Linked DNA regions of Homo sapiens: all the other regions are linked to region 1. The links are chromatin loops, found by intact Hi-C in ENCODE. Cell type or tissue: endothelial cell of umbilical vein. All regions are shown on one strand.

Region 1 (8,000 bases):
TGTGTAGGGTATTTTTCCTCTGGAAATGAGCTGACTAGGCACGCTACTTCTACTTGAAAAAGACTGATGCTTGTCTTACACCATTTTGAGGTCACCACAGTACATGACTCAGAATCATTAGACAAATGTTGATTGAATATCTCCTACATTCCAAATACTGTGTTGAATGTGGTTAAAGCATTAAATGTTAATGGAATATTTTGTACAGTCAAGAAGTGATTGCTGTCATAGAAGAGACACAACACACTGGTAGAACACAGCAATGAAATTTGACTTGTGATGTATGTCCAGAAAAAGATAGATAACACATTCTCTAAAAGTTTAGAAGAAATTTTTGTCCCTTGGATTGTAGTCTTGACTGATTAAGAAACAGAACAACTTAGTTGAATACTGAGCATTGATTCGCAATCTAATGGTGCCTGGGGATGCCACCTGTTTTCTCGCAATTAAAATTTAAAAACAAAATTATACAAAGAGCAATTGGAGTTTAAAACAACTGTAAAGAAAACAATTAGAACAAAAATCCATTAAATTGAAAATAGTAAAACAAAGGGAAAATGAACATAATAAAAAACTGTTTTTATCAAAAGACTAATAAACAATTTTGATTGAAGACACAGGTTACCAACATCAGAAATGAAAGAGGAGATGATCACCAATCATCCTGAGACATTAAAGGATAAAAACAGAATACTATTTGTAACTCTATGCCTACAAACTTGACAACTTTCATGAAATGGACCAATTCTATGAAAGGTACAAACTACCAAAATTCCCAAGGAGATATAACTAATTTGAATAAACCTATTTATGTTAATAAAATTGAATTGATAATTAACAACCTTCCATAAAAAGAAAACACCAGGCTCAGATGCTTTTAAATTGAACCAAATATTTCAATAAAATAATAAAATAAACTATACCAATCCTCTATAATTTTTCCAGAAAATTGAATTGGAGGGAAAACATTCTAAATCACTCATTGTGTGAGGCCAGCATTACATTAGTACCAAAATCAGAAAGAAAATTACAAAAAAGAAAAACTATAGCCTAACATCTTTCATAAACATAACAGCAAAAATCCTGAAGAAGTATTAGTAACTAGCATCTAACAATATATAATAAAACTATACACCATGATGAAGTGAGCTTTAACCCAGGTAATGAAGACAGTTTCAACATTTGGAAATCAATCATTGCAGTTAACTTCTTCAACAAGCTAAAGAAGAAAAATAAGATGATCATATCAGTTGTCTCAGAAAATGCATTTGACGAAATGTAGCACTCATTCATGATACAAACTCTTAGCAAATTAAAAATATAGGGGCACTTCCTTAACTTCATAAAGAACATCTACAAAAGTTCTTTGTCTAATATGTATTCAATGGTGAGAAACTTAATTGTTTCTCCCAAGACTGGGTATAAGGTAAGAATGTCTTCTCTCTTTACACCTATTCAACACTGCGCTAGAAGTCCTAGCTAGTGCAATGAAATAAGAAATGGTAAGTAAAGTACACAGATTTAAAAGGAAGAAACAAAAAGAAATCTTTATTCACACATGACATGATTGTCTACGTAGGGAATTAGGAAAAGTGGACAAAAGCACTCCTTGTAACTAATAGACAAATATAGCAATCTCACAGAATATAAGGTTAATATAGAACATTCAAGCCATCTTTTTGCTTCCATCCTTGCCATGTGACATACTGTTTCCCTTTCACCTTCTGCCATGATTGAAAGCTTCCCAAGTCCCTCAACAGAAGTAGATGCTGGCACCATACTTCCTGTACAGCCTGTAAAACCATGAGTCAATTAAACCTCTTTTCTGTCTATGTATATTCTCTCTATATGTATATATATATATATATATATATATATATATATATATATATATATATATTTCTATGTTCCTTCTATATGTATTTGTGTATATATTCTTTATATATATTTATATACAAATATATAATTCAATCAATTGCCTACATATCAAAGAATTATTTAGAAATCAAATTAAATTTGAACTTTACTTTAAAGAAACCAATAGCAATGTTACATCTGGAGCAATTTGAACAACAAAATAAAGTAATATTAAATTATAGCTCAAAGTATAAAATAAATATCTTTGAGTCCAACTGATATAAATGTGACTGACTAAATAAATAGAGAGGGGACAAATGTCTCATGCAGAAGAATTCCAAATAATTTTTGTAACTATTTTATTCTTAGGAAGGGGAGCATAACTCCTCATTCCTTAAGTGTAGATCCCTCATAATCACTTCCTTCCAAAGGGTATACCATGGAAAGGGAATAAAAATGTAACTTTACAGTGGAGAAATCTGACAAATGCCATTTCAGCCAGGTGATCAAAGTCAACATCAACAGTGATAAGTCTTGCTGGAGTCTGAGAAAGTGTTACAGCCAGGAAGAGCCTTAGAAGATTAAATATGATAAGGCATCCTGAAACAGAAAAAAACAGGCCTTAAATAAAAAGTAGGAAAATCTGATTAAAGTGTGGACTTTAGAAAATAATAATGTATCAATATTAGTTTATCAGTTGTGACTAATTCCCATGCAAAGGTAACACAGTAACAATAGGAAAACTACGTGGAAAGAGTAGATAGAAAGAAACTCTCTGTATTATATTCCCAATTTTTCTGTAAATGTAAAGTTGGTCTAAATATAAAGTATAATTTGAATACATATGGGATGTTTCTGAGACATAATCACAGCTTAATGCTGCAAATAAGGATTTGAAAGAATGCTACATTTTGCAGTAAAAATAGTCCAATTTTTTTTCCTGTTTTGTTCTGTAGAAGCCTGATGACCTTGACAAAGTCATTTAACATTTCAAATATCACTTTCCTCATCTCAGAAATAACTACAGCCTTTCTTCCCCTGCTTCATAGGATTGTTGTGAGGATTAAGTTATTCAATACATGGGAAAAAAGATAGATATTGTCATGTGCAGACAGGGAGATATGACAGAATACAAAACATTCAAGGAGAATTAAGAGATAAGGACATAACAGAAGCACAAAAGAATTAATGTGAATTAAGTAGAGAGACATTCTAGTCCTAAAAGGAAAACAGAAAGAAACTCCCAAGCTACTGTTTATATTTAAAAATTATTGAACGGCTTGGTGACTGAGCTTGTTCTAATTTAACTTCTACTCCAGACCACCTTTTTTGTGACCTTCAACAAATCACTTGTCTTCTTTTATTTTGCTTTTCTCATCTGTAAATGAGACATCATCATATTTTCTCCCTAAGTTTGTTGTCAAAAAGCCAGTCACATAGCATTTAGGTAGCAATGGTAGATCTTGATTCAACAGTAAAATCTGTCCCCACCCATCTTATAAAAATTTTCTTATTAACCCAAGCCTCTTAATTCCTAATGAATCATGCTAATTTCCTCAAGGTTATCACTGCTGTACTTCAGTTGGCTGATGTTTATGGATGACTAAAGACTTTGCTGATAACTGTGAAAAACTGTAACAATTATCTTTGACCCATAAACTTAAACAAAACTGCATACTTTATTCCATTTAATCAAAATATCTACTTTTTCCAGGTGAATTAATAAGTTTTAAACACCTATGACAATAAGATGCTTTTACAACATTTTGCTTAATGAAATCAATCCTGTAATATTCTCCCATTTCTCTGGTAAATAAAACTCTATTCGTCCTTCCAGTTTGAGCTTAAATATCTTGTTCATGAAATATTTTTCAAGTACCCCAGTAAACTGACTTCCTTATTCACTGCCTGTTGCAATCACATTTAAATTTCTAACACATTGCTCTAAGCTGCCATGCATTATCTGTATTCTCCCCACTAGGTGGCAATTCAATAGCAGGGTGTGTTAGAACTATTTCTATGCTCTCCTTAGCCTCATCTTCCCACACAAACTATGCCTACCACTATGTTTTCCACATATGGGGTGTTTTGTTTGTGGCCTTAGTGCTTGTTGAATTTCATTAATGTCATCTCTCCCTGCTAGACTGTGAGTCCCCTAAAGAACTCACAATGGCAGAAATTATACTTTTATTTATGTGTTAATTTGTGTCAGGCCTCTGAGCCTAAGCTAAGCCTTCATATCCCCTGTGACCTGCATGTACACATCCAGATGGCCGGTTCCTGCCTTAACTGATGACATTCCACCACAAAAGAAGTGAAAATGGCCTGTTCCTGCCTTAACTGATGACATTCCACCACAAAAGAAGTGAAAATGGCCTGTTCCTGCCTTAACTGATGACATTATCTTGTGAAATTCCTTCTCCAGGCTCATCCTGGCTCAAAAGCTCCCCTACTGAGCACCTTGTGACCCCGACTCTGCCCGCCAGAGAGCAAACCCCCTTTGACTGCAATTCTCCTTTATCTACCCAAATCCTATAAAACGGCCCCATCCTTATCTCCCTTCGCTGACTCTCTTTTCGGACTCAGCCTGCCTGCACCCAGGTGATTAAAAGTTTTATTGCTCACACAAAGCCTGTTTGGTAGTCTCTTCACACTGACGCGCATGAAATTTGGTGCCGTGACTCGGATCGGGGGACCTCCCTTGGGAGATCAATCCCCTGTGCTCCTGCTCTTTGCTCCATGAGAAAGATCCACCTACAACCTCAGGTCCTCAGATTGACCAGCCCAAGAAACGTCTCACCAATTTCAAATCCTGTAAGCGGCCTCTTTTTACTCTCTTCTCCAACCTCCCTCACTATCCCTCAACCTCTTTCTCCTTTCAATCTTGGAGCCACACTTCAATCTCTCCCTTCTCTTCATTTCAATTCCTTTCATTTTCTAGTAGAGACAAAGGAGACACGTTTTATCCGTGGACCCAAAACTCCGGCACCGGTCACGGACTGGGAAGGCAGCCTACCCTTGATGTTTAATCATTGCAGGGATGCCTCTCTGATTATTCACCCACATTTCAGAGGTGTCAGACCACGCAGGGACCGCCTGCCTTGGTCATTCACCCTTAGTGGCAAGTCCTGCTTTTCTGGAGGAGGGGCAAGTACCCCAACCCCTTCTCTCCATGTCTCTACCCCTTCTCTGCTTTTCTGAAGGACAGGCAAGAACCCCTCAACCCCTTCTCCTTCACCCTTAGCAGCAAGTCCCGCTTTTCTAGGGGGCAAGAATCCCCAATCCCTTATTTCCATGCCCTGAACTCTTATCTCTGTGCCTCTACCCCTTATTTCCGTGCCCCAACCCCTTTCCTGCTTTTCTGGATGGTAAGAACCCCCGAACCCCTTCCCTCTGTGTCTCTACTCTCTCTTTTCTCTGGGCTTCCCTCCTTCACTATAGGCAACCTTCCACCCTCCATTCCTCCTTCTTCTCCCTTAGCCTGTGCTCTCGAGAACTTAAAACCTCTTCAACTCACACCTGACATAAAATCTAAATGCCTTATTTTCTTCTGCAATGCTGCTTGACACGAATACAAACTTGACAGTGGTTCCAAATAGCCAGAAAACGGCACTTTCAATTTTTCCATCCTGCAAGATCTAAATAACTCTTGTTGTAAAATAGGCAAACAGTCTGAGGTGCCTGACCTCCAGGCATTCTTTTACACATCAGTCCCTCCCTAGTCTCTGTGCCCAGTGCAACTCATCCCATATCTTCCTTCTTTCCCTCCCACCTGTCCCCTCAGTCCCAACCCCAAGTGTCAATGAGTCTTTCTAATCTTCCTTTTCTATAGACTCATCTGACCTCTCCCCTCCTCGCCCGGCCGAGCTAGGTCCCAATTCTTCCTCAGCCTCCGCTCCTCCACCCTATAATCCTTTTATCACCTCCCCTCCTCACACCCAGTCAGGCTTACAGTTTCATTCCGCGACTAGCCCTCCCCCACATGCCCAGCAATTTGCTCTTAAAAAGGTGGCTGGAGCTAAAGGCATAGTCAAAGTTAATGCTCCTTTTTCTTTATCCCAAATCAGATAGCGTTCAGCCTCTTTTTCATCAAATATAAAAATCCAGCCCAGTTCATGGCTCATTTGGCAGCAACCCTGAGATGCTTTACAGCCCTAGACCCTAAAAGGTCAAAAGGCCGTCTTATTCTCAATATACATTATATTACCCAATCTGCTCTCGACATTAAATAAAACTCCAAAAATTAAATTCCAGCCCTCAAACCCCACAACAGGACTTAATTAACCTCGCCTTCAAGGTGTACAATAATAGAGTAGAGGCAGCCAAGTAACAGTGTATTTCTGAGTTGCAATTCCTTGCCTCCACTGTGAGACAAACCCCAGCCACATCTCCAGCACACAAGAACTTCCAAACACCTGAACCGCAGCAGCCAGGCGTCCCTCCAGAGCCGCCTCCCCCAGGAGCTTGCTACAAGTGCCAGAAATCTGGCCACCAGGCCAAGGAATGCCTGCAGCCCAGGATTCCTCCTAAGCCTCCTCTCGTCTGTGCAGGACCCCACTGAAAATCACACTGTTCAACTCACCTGGCAGCCATTCCCAGAGCCCCTGGAACTCTGGCCCGAGGCTCTTTGACTGACTCCTTCCCAGATCATCTCAGCTTAGCAGCTGAAGACTGATGCTGCCCCATCGCTTCGGAAGCCCCGTAGACCATCAAGGATGCCGAGCTTTAAGTAACTCTCACAGTGGAGGGTAAGTCCATCCCCTTCTTAATCAATACGGAGGCTGCCCACTCCACATTACCTTCTTTTCAAGGACCTGTTTCCCTTGCCTCCATAACTGTTGTTAAGTATTGACGGCCAAGCTTCTAAACCTCTTAAAGCTCCCCAACTCTGGTGCCAACTTAGACAATACTCTTCTAAGCACTCCTTTTTAGTTATCCCTACCTGCCCAGTTCCCTTATTAGGCTGAGACACTTTAACTAAATTATGTGCTTCCCTGACTATTCCTGGGCTACAGCCGCACTGCATTGCCACCTTTTCCCCCAGTTCAAAGCCTCCTTCACATCCTCCCCTTGTATCTCCCCACCTTAACCCACAAGTATAAGATATCTCTACTCCCTCCTTAGCAACCGATCTTGCACCCCTTACCATCCCATTAAAACCTAATCACTCTTACCCCACTCAATGCCAATATCCTATCCTACAGCATGCTTTAAAAGGATTAAAGCCTGTTATCACTCACCTGCTACAGCACAGGCTTCTAAAACCTATAAACTCTCCTTACAATTCCCCCATTTTACTTGTCCTAAAACCAGACAAGACTTACAGGTTAGTTCAGGATCTGCGCTTTATCAATCAAATTGTTTTGCCTATCCACCCCACGGTGTCAAACCCATATACTCTCCTATCCTCAATACCTCCTTCTACAACCCATTATTCCATTCTAGATCTCAAACATGCTTTCTTTACTATTCCTTTGCACCCTTCATCCCAGCCTCTCTTTGCTTTCACTTGGACTGACCCTGACACCCATTAAGCTCAGCAAATTACCTGGGCTATAAAGCCGCAAAGCTTCACAGACAGCCCCCGTTACTTCAGTCAAGCCCAAATTTCATCCTCATCTGTTACGTATCTTGGCATAATTCTCATAAAAGCACACGTGCTCTCCCTGCTGATTGTGTCCAATTAATCTCCCAAACCTGAATCCCTTACAAAACAATGACTCCTTTCCTTCCTAGGCATGGTTAGCGTGGTCAGAATTCTTACACAAGAGCCAGGACTGCACCCTGTAGCCTTTCTGTCCAAACAACTTGACCTCACTGTTTTAGCCTAGCCCTCATGTCTGTGTGCAGCAGCTGCCGCTGTTTTAATACTTTTAGAGGCCCTAAAAATCACAAGCTATGCTCAACTCACTCTCTACATTTCTCATAACTTCCAAAATCTATTTTCTTCCTCATACCTGATGCATATACTTTCTGCTCCCTGGCTCTTTCAGCTGTACTCACTCTTTGTTGAGTCTCCCACAATTACCATTGTTCTTGGCCTGGACTTCAATCCAGCCTCCCACATTATTCCTGATACCACACCTGACCCCCATGACTGTATCTCTCTGATCCATCTGACATTCACCCCATTTACCCATATT
Region 2 (8,000 bases), 150 kb after region 1:
CAAAATTCAACCACCTTTATAGAGCTAATGAAAGACTATCAGGCTGAGGGAAGAGAGAAATCTGAATTCTACTAAGGTATAGTCATAGACTGCCAGCCATTCCTGCACCTAACAACCACTACAGTAGATTAGTCTTCTGAGATATCTTTTCAGGGTTTTTTTTTTGCATGTCTAACATCCATGGCTCCATCTGTACCTGCCAAGCCTGCTCCTGTGGCCTTACGCAGAAGTGATTCAGCACGCAGGAGGACAGCTTTGAACTCCTATGATTCATCTTTGCCCCAGTCAATCAGTAGCAAGCCTAGCAACCACCACCCCTTCCTCCAAATTGCATTTGAAAAACCCGTAACCTACAAGTGTTGAATGAGACTGATTTGAGTACAAACTCCATCTTCCACTTGGCAAGGCCAGCCTTGTGTGTATTAAATTCTTTTTTTACTGCAATGCTATGGTCTTTCTTTGTGCAGCAGGCAGAAAGAAGCCCTCTGGCAGTTATAACATAATCTAATCATTAAATATTTTCTTGGATATAACATAGAAAATAAATTTTGCTGCACGGGTGTTGCAGGTGATAAGTTATCACAAGTATATGGTCATAGATAATATTAACTTGAAGTAACGTGGTAGAAGGAGACAAAAAACATAAAAGTTGTATGTTTTGTACTAGTTTTGTATAACCATATTAATTTATGTAAATTAATATGGTTATACAAAACTAGTATAAAACATGAAACTACTATAAAACATATTAGTTTATGTAAATTAATGTTTATATAAAACTAGTAATAACTAATATGATATACTAGTTATATCAAAAGGAAGGATATGAATTAGGAGTAGAATTAACAAACATGGATAGGAATTTTGTAAAATTTGTGGCTTGGTATCACCCACTGAGAGGAAATATAGGACAAAAATTTGTTTTTGGCAAGGTCTATGAGTTGGGGAATGGGGAATAATTAATGAAAGTGGAAAAGAGAGAAAAACAAAAAGAAATAATTCTTGTACGTCATGATTGTGCCAGGTTCTGCCCAATTTAACTTCAGTTGTGTATATTTTTTGTTTCACAAAGTAATTCCACTATCCAAAGTGAATTAATATAATTTATTTTTCTGAATAGATAATATTTATCTTATCAGATAATATCTATCTTATAATTTATCTTTTTGAACTGTTTCATTGACATGGGTCAGCATACTGTTTGAGAACTGGATCAGAGATTAAGGAAATACTTGGGTTTGATGCCTACTGGACTTTGCAGTATTACTTAACCCATCTGTCTTAGTCAGTTCAAGCCTTTTATAACCAAGTATCAGAGTCTGCATGGCCATGACAGATTTATTTCTCACAGTTCTGAGAGAACGAGAATCAGGAATGAGAATGGGAAGAAGCTGGGAATTCTAAGTACCTGCAGATTTGATAACTGGTAACTGACCACTTTCTGGTTGACAGTTGTCTTTACCCTGTGCCCTTACATAATGGAAGGGGTGAGGAGCTCTCTGAAGCCTCTATTATAAATACAACAATTCCATTCATAAATATTCTCTGTGCTCATAACCTAATCTCCCAAAGGCCCCACCTCCAATTACCATTGTCAGATACGTGTGAACTAGAGTAACTCCATTTTAAATAGGAGCTGGGTAAAATGAGGCTGAAACCTACTGGGCTGCATTCCCAGATGGTTGAGGCATTCTAATTCACAGGATGAGATAGGAGGTCAGCACAAAACACAGGTCATAAAGACCTTGCTGATAAAACAGGTTGCAGTAAAGGAGCCGGCCAAAACCCACCAAAACCAAAATGGCAATGAGAGTGACCTCTGGTCGTCCTCACTGCTACACTCCCACCAGCGCCTTGACAGTTTACAAATGCCATGGCAACATCAGGAAGTTACCCTACATGGTCTAAAAGGGGAGGCACGAATAATCCACCCCTTGTTTGGCATATCATCAAGAAATAACCATAAAAATGGGCAACCAGCAGCCCTCAAGGCTGCTCTGTCTATGGAGTAGCTATTCTTTTATTCCTCTACTTTCTTAATAAACTTGCTTTCACTTTGCACTGCAGACTCGCCCTGAATTCTTTCTTGTGCGAGATCCAAGAGCCCCCTCTTGGGGTCTAGATCCGGACCACTTTTCTGTAGCACATTGATCCCAGGTGTTTAGAAAAACTCAACCAATTGTCAAACAGAAAATTTAAAATGCTACCTGAAAGCCTCCCCTCCCCCACACCTCCACTGCCTCCCACAATGTATAAAATCCCAACCACCTCGGACACGTGTTCTCAGCATCTCCTGAGGGCTATGTCACAGACCATGGTTATTCATATTTGGCTCAGAATAAATCTATTCAAATATTTTACAGAGTTTGACTCTTTTCATTGACATTCTATAAAATATTCTAGTTTTAAAAAGTATGTCACTTTTTCTACAAGAGCATTTTAGCTAAAACAAAATTAGCCTTACTTTGGTCATTATTGTGAGGTCTTTAGGGTGCAGGCTGTTACAGACCTTGAATTATTCAGGAACTGCCTATAACATACATGTTTCACTGGGGCCTTAGAAGATACAGGAGGCAAACAGGGATGGTGACTCGCACCTATAATCCCAGCACTTTGGGAGGCCAAGGTGGGTGGATCACCTGAGGTCAGGAGTTTGAGACCAGCCAACATGGTGAAACCCTGTCTCTACTAAAAATTCAAAAGTTAGCCAGGCGTGGTGGGGGGCACCTTGAATCCCAGCTACTCAGGAGGCTGAGGCAGGAGAATTAAAATGAGCCAAGATCATTGGTTGCAAGGAGCCAAGATCACACCATTGCACTCCAGCCTGGAGGGACAAGAATGAAACTCTGTCTCCAAAAAAAAAAAAAAAAAAGGAAATGAAGGCTGACATCTGCTTTTGCTCAAGAACACTCATGAGGGCCTCATTTTAAATTATTAGTACCAAATTTTGGTAAGCAGTACTAGGTTGGCTGTCCTTGATCCCATTCCTCACTTAAAAGAAGGTGGAGATTGTGTAAGGACTGATTAGAATTAGAAATCTTCACAGAATTACAGGGTGAAACTCAAGGTGATCCTGTGGTGTTGTAAGTGGGTACTTAAATAAGGCCTATGTCCTGATGCTAGGGAAATTTATGAAATTAGAACTGAGAGCAAAGATGAAGAATACTAATGGGAAGCCATGCTGAATATAATAGATTTTCCAGGCCTGGGTTAGATGTTTATTTAATGGGAGAAGAATCTCCTGAGTGGGATTATCTAACCCAAGGTGGTAAACAATATTAATTTGAACACTGGGTACATGTGGCCAACTCAGAATGTATTAACTTAGCAATACATAAAAACAAAAATATCCAAGGCAGTAAGCAAAAGGGAAGTAAAAACAAAGTAGAGGTTCTGATCAGACAAAAAGTGTTAGGCTTATGTGTGTTCCAGAAGGAAAAAGACCAAATTCTACAACCACAGCCAGGCCCTCGGTAAGGAGTAGAACAGCAGAGGGAGGCACAACTTGAGAACTGCAGCCACTAGTGAATAAAAGAATAAAAGATGTAGCAGGATGAGACACTTCTTGAGGCCCGGAACACCCAAAAAGGAAAGGCAGACAGTGCCTTGAAGAACATGTAGAAGAGGCATTCTTCTTTGCTAGGCCGCTAAAGGAACACATTTCAGGAACATCACTAGCACCTTCGGTACTGAAATCTGCTGAACATGATTCTCCAGCTGAAAAACACTTGAGCAAGAGAATTTCATGAACCCATGCTATCCCATAGCCAGAGTTTCTGACAGCTGCTCCCATAGCATGAGACCACTCCTCAAACACGGTAGAGGCTGTGCCATTAGCCAGAGTTGATGAACAATGAAGAAATGAGATTTTAGAAACACAGGGCATGGAAGGAAATGGAAACTGATAAGTTTTGAATAATCATGCCAGGAAATAAACATATGTGATCCCGAGCTTCTGATCCAGGGACCTGGGCTCCCGCCATCACAGTTTTCTAAACTTAGCAAGAAGGTTTTTAAGGCTACTAAGACAGAGTTCAGCACATCTTTCTGTGAAGGCCGGGTGTTAAATATTTTAGGTTTAACACAACATATAGTCTCTTTATAAAGCCAAGAAAGCAGCCATCTATAATATGTAAATGAATGGGTATAATTGTGTTCTAATGAAGCTTTATTTACAAAAAAGTGCTATTTTTTTTGTTGTTTTTTTGAGATAGAGTTTCACTCTTGTCACCCAGGCTGGAGTACAATGGCATGATCTCGGTTCACTGCAACCTCTGCCTCCTCTGTTCAAGCAATTCTCCTGTCTCAGCCTCCTGAGTAGCTGGGATTAATGGCGCCCACCACCACACCTGGCTAATTTTTTGTATTTTTAGTAGAGATGGGGTTTCACCATGCTGGCCAGGCTGGTCTTGAACTCCCGACCTCAGGTGATCCACCTGCCTCGGCCTCCCAAAGTGCTGGGATTACAGGTGTGAGCCACCGTACCCAGCCCAAAAAGTGGTAATTCCTTAGGGCCATAGTTTTCCAACACCTGCCCCAGGAGAAACAGTGTTCATGGGGTGCTTCCTCCCCTTTGATATGGTAAATGCATTCTGTCCAAATCATCTTCTTATTGGGATATTGCTAAAGACTGAATTAAGGGCTGTACTTTATAAATTTTGTAATCCTGAAATACATTGCCTGACATCCTGGCAAGACTAAAAGAGAAAAAAAAAATCTCCTTTTACTATCTTTCCCACAAATATCACTGATTTTTAGGTATTTAGCAGCACCGAAGACTGAGATCTGGAAAAGTAATTTTGTTTTTGGATCTGGAGATAATCTTATTTCTAAATTTTGCTGTCAGATTTCAGTGCTGTAATAATTTCATATGTACTATAATCTCATTTGATTGTAAGGTAATATCAGTTCTTGTGCTATGAAGGAATTACAGCCCTGTCAAGAAGAGGGAGCTCAGACATCAGGAACGCCACCCTCTGGCTAAATCTAAGCAAAACAAGAACCTGAACAAGACTTCAATTGTTTTGCATTTTTAGCTGAAAAGGTGAAAACATTTAATTTGTAGATTTAATTCTTTAGTTTTGGAAATCTTTGGGCTTTAACTTGCAAGGAGATTTAATCTTTGAAATTTAATGTGTTCCTAGGGACTTCTTAATGAGCATGGATTTATATATTTAAATTTGGAGCATCTCTATATTGGTATCATTGAGATATCAAAAATATTGTTATTTGATTTTCTTTAAAAAACCTTACAAGCTGATATTAAATAGTGGCTAGACATATTTTGAGATGAACAACAGAATAAGAATAAAATATTTGCCTTTGGGTATAAGAATTTGTCTGGACATTACATTGATTAAATCCTCAGTGGATTTAAGCCCATCACCCACCATGATTTCACGTTGACAATGGGCAGTGGCCACGTCCACCTCTCTGTCCCCTTTCTCCCTCTGCTACTGGTGTTCCCTTCACCCACCAAATAAACTGCATGCTCTCAGAGTCTAATTTAGAGGTAACGCAAAGAAGAGAAAAAAAACAAAACATTGGTTGAAAGAGCAGATCAATGAACATGTAAACATTCCTTACATATAGATTTTTTAGTGGAGGAGGCAGCTGTGTTAAGGTCAGGAAGAAATTCAGAGACAATAGTGCTATCTCTACAAGGTCTTTCTCTCTATCCCTTCACATCTTCACTATTTGTGTCACTGACCAGTCAGCAGATTATCTTGGCTTTATTTCCACAGTTTTCCTCTGACAAGTCTCACTGCTTTGCCTCTTGAATCTCTATTTAGTCTATTACTAGAAGAATCCTTCAGAATATGAGATCAGGGCATCAGCTTTAATACGAACTCCACAATCCCTTCTTTAACCAGTACTTGCTGAGTATCCCCTAACTGCTAGTCCCTGTTCTAATGCTTAGGATGCACCCGAGAACAAAGCCAAACCAGGAAGTCTCGATAGAGTCAAATCACTTATATCTTGGGTCAGAAATCAGAACTACTATTCTAAGAATACGCACTATGAGAAAGAGGAATGATAGTCTCCCAAGCCACAACAACACACATTCCCTTTGGAACTCTGTTATCCAACTTGAAACAGATCCTTTACGCAAGCCAAAATAAGAAAGTCAGCATCAATGCTAACTGTATTTTTTTAAAGGAAAATATTATTATATATATTTAAGGTACACAAGATGATATTATGGGATACATATACAAAGTAAAAAGGTTACTAGAGAGAAGCAAATTAAAATACATGTCACTTCACATAATTATCCATTTCTTTGCTTTTGTTGCAGAAGCAGTTATGACACACTCATTTAGCATGAATCAGAAATATAGGAAAATTTTATTGCCTATAATTCCCATGTTGTATGTTAGGTCTCTCGATTTGTTCATGCTACATATTTGGATCCTCTGATCTATTTCTCCTCATTTCCTCCCCACATCCCAACCCATGCACATGGTAACTAGTTTGTTTTCTATCTGTATGAATGATTTTTTTAAGATTCTATGTGTATAAGGGGGATCATACAGTATGATTTTTCTGTGTCTGGTTTATTTCACTTAACATAGTGTTCTCCAGGATATATTGTAGCAAATGGCAAGATCTCATTCTTTTTTAGGGCTAAATAATATTCTATAGTTTTATGTACACACACACTCTTATACTTCATAGTCATATATATATATACACATGCACATATAGACATATATGTATATTGTATATATGTATATCATATTATATATCATATATTATACATATATGTATATATGTATATATGTATGTATATTTTATATATGTATGTATATTTTATACATATGTATATATGTATATATTTTACATATATGTATAGATAAAATATAGAACAGAAAAAATTCAAAACCTACAGGCCTATCTTTCTGATGAACATGTATGTAAAAATCCTTAATAAAATATTAATTAACCAAATCCACCAACATATCAAAATGTGTATACTTTATCCCCAAGTGTGAGTGATCCCTAGTATGCAAGGCTGGTTTAACGTATGCACGTCAATTGACACAATACATCACATTAACAGAACAAAGGATAAGACCACGTTTGTCTCAATTATGCAACAGTACCATTTGACAAATTTCAACATCTTTTATCGATAAAAACTCTTAACATTTTAAGAATAGTTTATATATGTACATGAAATATATCTATCTTGATCTATCTATCTATCTATCTATCTATCTATCTATCTATCTGTCTATGTATAATATAGTCGTTTCCATATCTTGGCTATTGTGAATAATGCTGCAATAAACATAAAAGTACAGATGATTTTATTTCTTTAGAAGATATGCCCAGAAGAGGGATTTGTGAGTCATCTGGTAGTTCTTCAGAAACCTTCACACTGTTTTCCATAACGGCAGTACCAATAAACATTCTCATTAACAATGTATAAGAGTTTTCTTTTTTCCACACCTTGAGAAAGGTTTATTATCTTTGACTTTTTGAAAATAGGCATCCTAACAAGTGTGAGGTGGTATTGAAATGGGAAAAGTTTGCTTGTCCCCCTCACAGGGCACGCGATGGGGGTTTGGCTCATTTATTCAGTGTCCCGCTGCTCAAACCTCTAGTGGGAGCATGAAAATGGGCAGGTTGTGGGGTTCTGACCCCATGGCAGTGTCTACGGGTGAATGTTCACAGCTGAAGCCCCAGTGGGTATGTGTTACATGGTGCTCTTTCAGTTTAGCCGTCAGTGGGCGGCTTGTGTTACCTCAATTAGACCCCTGCCTTATCGCAAGGATAGAGGACTTTCTGTATCCTAGGGCTTCTTGCTTTGGTATACTGGATGAATGGAATCACACGTGGGCTTGGAGAATGAGCTCAAGGTTTTATGGAGCGGAAGTCGCTCTCAGAAGATGGGGGAGACAGAAGGGAGATGGAGTGGGAAAGTGCTTTTTGCCTGGAGTCGGGTCTTTCAGCGGCCAGGTTCCCCTCCAACCACGCAGGCCAAACTCTGCATC
Region 3 (8,000 bases), 830 kb after region 1:
TAGCAACCAGTATCACTAATACAAGAGTTTTGGCGCTGGTAACATACTCTGGCTCTTACCCAGGCCCATGACCTCATGGCCTGAAGAAATTTGGACCTGCCAGGTATATGAGATAGTTGTGCCCTGCTCGTATGCTCTCCACTCATATTTCTGCTCCAGCCATTGCTAGTGCAATCAGTTGCAAGTAGGTAGAATCTTATGGTATGACCCCTCTGTTGCACCAAACATCTCATGCTGCCACATGAGTCACTTGTGACAATGAGTTAAGCCATTTTGACATATAGCCAAATATGGAATTATGATGGAGTTAATACTTGTATTAGTCCATTCCCACACTGCTATAAAGACATAACTGAAACTGGGTAATTTATAAAGAAAAGAGGTTTAATTGGCTCAGGTTCTGTGGGTTATACAGGCTTCTACTTCAGGGGAGGCCTCAGGAAACTTATGATCATGGTGGAAGATGATGAAGAGGAACGCACTTCTTCACATGACCAGCAGTGGAGGGAGAGAGTGAAGAGGGAGGCGATACACACTTTCAAACAATCATATCTCCTGAGAACTCTATCATGAGAACAGCAAGCAGGGAGGCCGCACACGTGACTTAATCACTTCCCACCAGGCCCATCCTCCAACACTGCGGATCACAATTCAACATGAGATTTGGGTGGGGACACAGAGCCGAACCATGTCAATACTCTATGGGACAATTCTTGTCCAATGGGAGATTGGAGCCAGTGGATAAATCCAGCCCTCTCCTGTCCTTCATGTGGAAAAGTTCAAGGAGCATTCTACATGACTCATGGCTCAAAAGTTTGCAAGTAGGGTTTAGCTCAAGAGGTCTGTGCCAGTGACAATCCCAATAACACCTTTAAGATATTCTGTGCTTTCTTCCTTGTTTCATTTTACCTATTTTCCCATTCTTTTCTTTGGAATTACTTCCTCAGATAAACTAGGTGATGCAAGCCATTGCCTAAGATTCTAATTTTTGAGAAATCTTGACTAACATTCTGACCTAGAACTCATGGGAGAAAAAATAAAGATAGAATCTAGAAAAAAACCTAGAGAAAGGGATTTGATATGGCTAGAGTTTGCCTGGAGTGGAGGCCATTCTAGAAGTTCAGTAGATAGAGGGGTAAGCATTTTGGCTCTAATTGCAGTGAATTTGAAACCCTAGGATACCCCAATAGAATTGGTGGGTACTGAGACGATGTTTATAATTTGGGGTACCAATGAGTTAAGTCTTGAGGTCAGTTTTTAGCTAAAAGTCCAGCCAAGCATGATAATCATAGCACTGCAAAGAAGAGATGAATATTCACTAGAAGTTTTGCAGAGCCTCTTGCCTTCATATGCAGCAGGAGCTCTTATAGTCAAAAACATGGTAGAACTGCCAAGGATGCATGAAAACAGCTACAAAAATGAAGATAAAATAAACCACAATCATGTATACTCTGTAAAATCATAAAATGGCAGATAAAAATAATCAAGACAGAAAATAAAAGGACAAGTATAAATAGTGAGGTTTAACTTAAATTCCAATTCTACTTCATTCCCATTGTCTTGTAGAGATATCCACCACGATATATTAAAACATGACCCTTTTTCTCAAGGATCGTGTTCTGTGTCAGCCACTGAGGATATACGGATCTTCGGTCCAGGTTCCTGGGTGATTACTGCAAACTAGGAAAGATGCCCCAGCCTCAGCCAAGTGACCTGGGGATGAGGGCAATATGCCGGTGGGAAACCAGACTACTAAGCAAGACCAAGGCAGAAGACTGTTTGAGCAGATCTGGCAGCCATGCAGTTAGGGAGGCTGTGATACAGTGAGGGAAGCATTCACTCAAGGCAAATCAGATAATGGACTTACGGCAAAACAGAGTGTCATAGACTCCATAAGATGTTTGGGGAAAAAAAAGATGCTAAGACACGAGCTGCTGTGTCCAGGACTTCCCAGAACCAAGGTGATAACTGCAAAGGCAGGAAAGGGTAGCAGTGCCTGCAAGTCAACCAGACTTGCAGCTGTGCAGTCTGTGGTGTACAGCATGGGCACACTGGAAAGAAGTCTTTCCCATCCAGCGATATCGATTTCTTGGGCATTCGTTAAGAACTAGGGCAGTGGTTCTCATGCAGAGGAGATTTTGCCCCGGGGAGATGATTTTGGCCATGATTGAAAACATTTTTGGTTGCCAAAAATAGGGAAGTTGCCACAGATACGGGAGTTGCCACTGGCATCTATTGAATAGGGAACACAGATGCTGTCAAACACCCTATAGTTCCCATAACGAAGATTTATCAGAACCCAAAGGTCCGTAGCCCTTCAGCTAAGGAATCCTGGACTAGGGTGTTGTTTAAAAGCTTCTCAGGGATTCTCAACAGGAGAGAGAAAAGGAACTTCCTTGACATAAAGAGTTGGGGAAAAGTTATATCAGCTAAGCACCTGCCATGTGCCAGGTCTAGCACATGACTTTTCTTAAACCTCACAACCAAGGATAGACATTGTAACTCCATTTTACAAAACAGGAAATAGGACCTCAGAAAGAGAAATTACTACGCAATAAAAAGCTCAATTTAGCTGGGGTTTAAACTCAAATCTGTTAAAGGCGAAAGCGGAGACTAGTTTTTTTTTTCCAGTTTTAAAATGTAAATCGTTTTCATTGATTTTACAATTCTTAACAAGGCAGGAAAATGTCATTATGCTCATGACTAGCTTTAAGCATCAATAAGTTTAGTCTGATTTTACTAGATTTTTATAAATATAAACATTTTGCTATTAGAATTCTTATGTAATCATTAAGATTTTGTTTAACACAGAAATATTAGGCATAGCTTTATTGGGAAGTTGAGATTACAGGTTATTTTCATTAGTGTCTAAATTTTTCTGAACTTTGCAATTTTAAAAATGATTAGCATATGTTAAAATTATAAAGTTGCCAATTAGGTTTATTTTAATGTGATATAAATACACAATTATTTCAAGATACACAGTAAATTGCACAGAGGACATAGACTCATTTATTTGGGGATTATATAGATTTGTTGGCTGTGAAATCTAAAATCAGAGTCCATTTATTATCACATGTAATTATGTGTTACAAGAAGTGGACACAAATTTAAAAAGAAAAACAGGTATGCAATTTATATTTCCAGGGGGCTTTTAAAATATAGTTTTGCCTAAACTGATCAAAATATTTGAGGTGCCTTCTCCTCAAAACTGCCTGTGAAGTTTCTCTGGGTAACCCCACAGCTGACTCTAATTTCATTTTCTCCACAATTATTCTACCCATTATTGGGTGTAATATCCTCCACAACTCCACTCTCACAGCGACTTGCTAGAATTTCTGCATTGTTGTTAGCTGTCTCCCCCGAATTATAAGTCCTATAAGGCCAGGTTTTATGCTTATTCAACTATATATCCCCTTATCACCCAATGCAGCGTCTTGCACATAGTCGGAAGCCAATAGATTCTTGCTTAGATGAAATAATTCTAGCCCTGGGGCCAAGGTGCTAACATTGCCATGATCTCGGAGAAGGAAGTGGTGGGGTATTGCAAATAGCGTCTATGCTTAGCAGGCACATTTATACGTAGGGTTAGTGCCCTCTATTTTTAATTTACTTGATTATTCTACAATATCGACTTTTTTTTTTTCTTAAATAATTCTTTATTTACATCCAAACATCAAAAGTCATTCAAGTTGAAGCCCTTCCCACAAGCATTAAGTTCTGCTCACAAAATGTTCAGGAACATTAAAAATCTCTGACATGAAAAATGTGTTACATCACAAGATTTTAAGATGAACGAAGTAAATAAATATGTAGCTCTGCACTTGTGGAGCAGCGGTAGGCAGACCTGCGAGACGACTCTGGCCCAAAGCTTAAGGCTGCATCATCCGTCAGGTGTGGATGAGATCCATCGAAACAGTGAGCGACGCCTGCCATCTACAGGCCACAATGTGTATTGCCGCATAGGTGCCAGTAGACCTTGAATTTAAGAAGCCTTGGGGGATGATACTCAGCGATGTGATCTCGAAGAGACTGTCCTATGTTGAATTATCATTCAATGTAAAAATATAATCAAATAATTATAACCATTAATAGATAACAGGTGACACTTCCCTTCACACTTTCCTCTGTGTAATTCTTACTTTACAAAATTGAAAATGAAGAGCTTTGTGTGTCTTCCACTTTTATTATCATCATGGTGCTTTGTCCTCCTTCACTTTGTGATTATCTCTGTATACGTCTGCCTTCCCCAGGAGCCAACTAACTCACGCGGTGCAGGGGACCCATATAATTCATCTATGTATACGCTCTTGCCTAGAGCAGGGTTTGACACATGGCAGGTATTCTACAAAGATTTGATGCATGAGTGCTTAAGGGAATGAATAAATAAATGAATAAGTAAATCAATCAAAAACTAATTATTTTCGAGTCACCTTGTTCTAAATTACATATAAATTTATGGAGAAAAACTGTAGTCTAACATAGATATATATGTATGTATACATGTTGAGCACAGTGTCTGCCCCACAGCAGGTTCACAGTAAACATTATCTACATTAGACTATAATGTATGTGTGTGTACATATATCTAAGCATATGTGTTCAGTTGGTTGTTTTAAAACTTCTGCAATAAATCAAGAGATTAATATTTTTTATTAAAATCCTTAAATCTGTATGTTAAGGATCTTGTGAGTTCAGCTTCAGGTCCCCATCTATGTCATTTTATTAGGCAAAATGTTCTGAAAGATTCATTCCATTTAGAAAGTAAACATGACAGCAAGGCCACAGTTATTACTTCTCATTTATTTTGTTCTTTTGGAGATTGACCATCTAGCTTAAGTCAGACAAAATGAGAACCAAGAAAAAAAATGTTTAGATAAAATCATTGTAAGAGAGAGAATATAAAAGAAAGTGGAAAAGTAAGATTAATATTGTTTTGCCTAAGAGACCTAGTTTCTCTCCCAACCTCTCCCCCACCAACACAAACTTGAAGAAATTTTTTGGATGTTTAAACTTAATTATCTTTAAAAATAAGGAAGCAATGCTTATGGGGCACAGCTGTGTGGCAGGCACTGTGCTTGGCATTTCTGTGAATTTTCACATTTAATCTGCCCAACAGGTCCAGCCCTAGAAGACACTTATTGGCAGATCCCTTTTATGGACCATGAAACCGAGTCTCAGAGAGATTATTTCTGCAAGGTCACGCTGTGGAAGGTACAGGGTTGCACTGGAATGAGCTCACACTGGCTTATAGGAGGCAACTCTTCATTCAGTAATGTCATGTTGGCAGCTTGAAGTCAGCCACAGTAGAATTATTTACAGCATGTCAATGAGCAATTGCTGCAAAGAAGTCCCTGTGCCTGCCTGGTTGTTAAACATACGCCAGCACACCACTGGTTAAGATGCAAAGATAAAAGTTTAAGAATATTTGACTTTAAAAGGCATCTTCTTCTAATAAACCACACTACCCAAGAGTTAAGGGAAAGTCTAGGTAAGGTTTATATAGCAGTTCATAGTTTAAAAAAACAAGACTTTTATGCATGTATAGTCTCCCAAAAATGAACCAGCTTTGTATTTCTCTCTGTATTTTTTTTTTTGTCATTCTTCCCTCTTCCTCTCCTTCTTCATCACAGTTACTGCCATATACTGAAGTTCTGCTGTATCCTGCTAGGTGTTTGCCATGAACTACAATATTTATAACACTGAGAAAAATAAAGCATGAGTCAGGTAAGCACAAAGCCCAGAATTACAACCAGGAATATAGAAGAAAGGTTTTATCCCTCGTATCTGTTATATGAGTCTTTTGTAGGTTTTTGTTTGTTTGTTTTTGTCTTTTCATGTGTGTGTGTTTGCAGACCTAACCCCTCATGTTTCTTCTTCTGAAATGTTCCCTTTTTCTTCAATTCAATTTTTCAACAAATATATGAGCACAGAGTATGTGCCGCACACTGTTCCACGTGCTAGAGATGCAATAGTGAAATCAGGAGAGGTTTCTGTCCTTGGGAACATCCCTTCTTGGGTAGGGAGACAGGACACAAAGCAGGAGAGACAGGACAGCAAGGTACCTAGCAAGAGGGCTGGGGTTTGAGTTCTGGGCCCACCACTTCCTAACCATGTGACTGTGGACAAGTTACTTAACCTCTTTATGCCTCAATTTTCTGCCATATGCTAAAAGGGGATAGCAATAGTCTCTATGTCTTAAAGTTGCTGTGATAACTAAGTTTCATTACATTAAATAGTATCAGGCATATATAAATAGTAAATGCCAGTATTTATTAGTTACTACTTTTAAGGAAACAGCTTAATTATAGGCTATAACTAGAGTTATGAAGGAAACACACCAAATACTGAGATTGGGTTGAGAGTGGAATATTTTAGATGAAGTCATCAATAAAGTCCTTTACGGAGAATTGATAAAAAGGATGAGAAGGTATCCTTCCTGGCATTGCTGGAAGAAGATTTCTAGATTAAGGAAGTGAAACTGCAAAGCTCTGAAATGTTGAGATGTTTATTGCTGAAGGGAATGGTAGAGTTCAGTGTGCTTGGGGCACAGTGGAAGCAGGTGGAGCAGAACAAGATGAGGTTGAAGTGGAAGGAGGGGACCAAATCATGTGAGGTCTTAGAGGCCCCCTTATAGAGTTCTGTTCTCTTTTTAACTACTTAATACCCTTCTTTCCTTCCTTCCTTCCTTCCTTCCTTCCTTCCTTCCTTCTTTCCTCCCTTCCTCCCTTCCTGTTGTAATTTGCTATATGTCTAAGAAAAAATAGGCTAGCTTTTTTTTTTTTTTTAATTTGGAAACTTAGCGCTAATCTTCACTTTCATTGAGACCCTATTTTCCAGGGCAATTTTCAGAAAGTGACTTTTAGAGGTAATTTTCTGGGCAGCAGAGATTTTTCAATAACTTCTGTGGAATCCAGGATCCTGGGTCTCAAAGGTACAATTGCTGAGTATGGTGTCCACACCAAGTTGCTGTTATCCTGACCTTGTAAACACCATGCAGGTGCCTGTCTCGTTGGCTGTCTCAAACTGCCAGAGAAAGCGGCAATGACAGTTTGGTTTCACCCAGTCCCTTGAGTTATGAGTAATTTTGCTAGAGTCTTGTCATTTTCTGGCGGATTTCATGAATTTGTGCTGAATTTGCAAACAAAGGCAAAAGGCAAACAATGGTCTAAGCGGCTTTGAGATTGCCTCATTAAACTGCAGCCTGCCAGAAGCTTTCTGCTTATAGCAATGAACACATCTGAGCTCTACAATGATGTCACCGTCTAAAACTCTGTTCACATCTCTTTGAGGTGACAAAGTCCCATGTGCAACTAACTAAAAATAAATAAAGTGAAATAAATAAGAAAGAGTAAAGGGAAGAGCAGAAAACTGCTCTAGCAAAGAAGAATGCCCAAGTTATCAGGAAAGCTAATTTTCAGTGCTATTGCTGCCATATCAGCCTTGTCACCAATAATCAGTTTGCCTAAGTTTTTCAAGACTCAGTGTACCTCTATGGAACTGGAATACACTGACATGCTCTTTTTTTGAAGATTCCACTGAATTCCTCAGGTGTATACCCAGGGATGGGGTCATGTGGCACACTATACAAAATATTTTTTAATTTCAGAAACATGCATTTGTGGTATTTTGTAAAATCCCTTTGAAAAATGTCTTTTTCAGTTGTGCTATACTCAGTTAAGTATGACTGTATTGACCTTAACTTGCATTACTCAGAAGACACTTTACTAGGCATATAGGAATAGATCCACTGGTGATGAGCCTACTGCGTGGATGACACATCACAGAGCTCGCCTGGTTTAATTCTCAGAGCCACCATATAGGGAAGGCATCATTAGACCTTTTCCTTTTGTAAAACTTTTATTTTAAGTTTGGGGTATGTATTAGTCTGTTTTCATGCTGCTGATAAAGACATACCTGAGATTGGGTAATTCACACAGGTAAAAGGGTTTAATGGACTTAGAGTTCCACATGGCTGGGGAAGCCTCACAGTCATAGCA

The links. Peaks named below come from ENCODE experiments on the same cell type or tissue, not always from the same donor. Only the 100,000 strongest peaks of a DNase experiment are listed, where the experiment ranks them.
Region 2: a loop joins it to region 1, with 17 times the contacts of the local background. A loop is called at or near these places in 29 of 110 quality-filtered maps.
Region 3: it touches region 1 in a loop (16-fold over the local background); 25 of 110 quality-filtered maps call a loop at or near these places.

The regions. Positions count from the first base shown.
Region 1 is chr4:11,802,221-11,810,220 of GRCh38, forward strand. No RefSeq gene overlaps it. Among named protein-coding and RNA genes, the nearest start is that of MIR12113, 23 kb to the left of the region's middle. RefSeq lists an enhancer at 3,856-4,485. In endothelial cell of umbilical vein, a CTCF peak has its summit at 3,836 (motif pointing right); DNase peaks (open chromatin) are centred at 3,341 and 3,831; H3K27ac peaks cover 1,150 bases.
Region 2 is chr4:11,949,323-11,957,322 of GRCh38, forward strand. No RefSeq gene overlaps it. Among named protein-coding and RNA genes, the nearest start is that of MIR12113, 170 kb to the left of the region's middle. In endothelial cell of umbilical vein, a CTCF peak has its summit at 4,975 (motif pointing left); a DNase peak (open chromatin) is centred at 4,959.
Region 3 is chr4:12,629,320-12,637,319 of GRCh38, forward strand. No RefSeq gene overlaps it. Among named protein-coding and RNA genes, the nearest start is that of LINC02270, 410 kb to the left of the region's middle. RefSeq lists an enhancer at 3,985-4,044. In endothelial cell of umbilical vein, a CTCF peak has its summit at 3,948 (motif pointing left); a DNase peak (open chromatin) is centred at 3,922.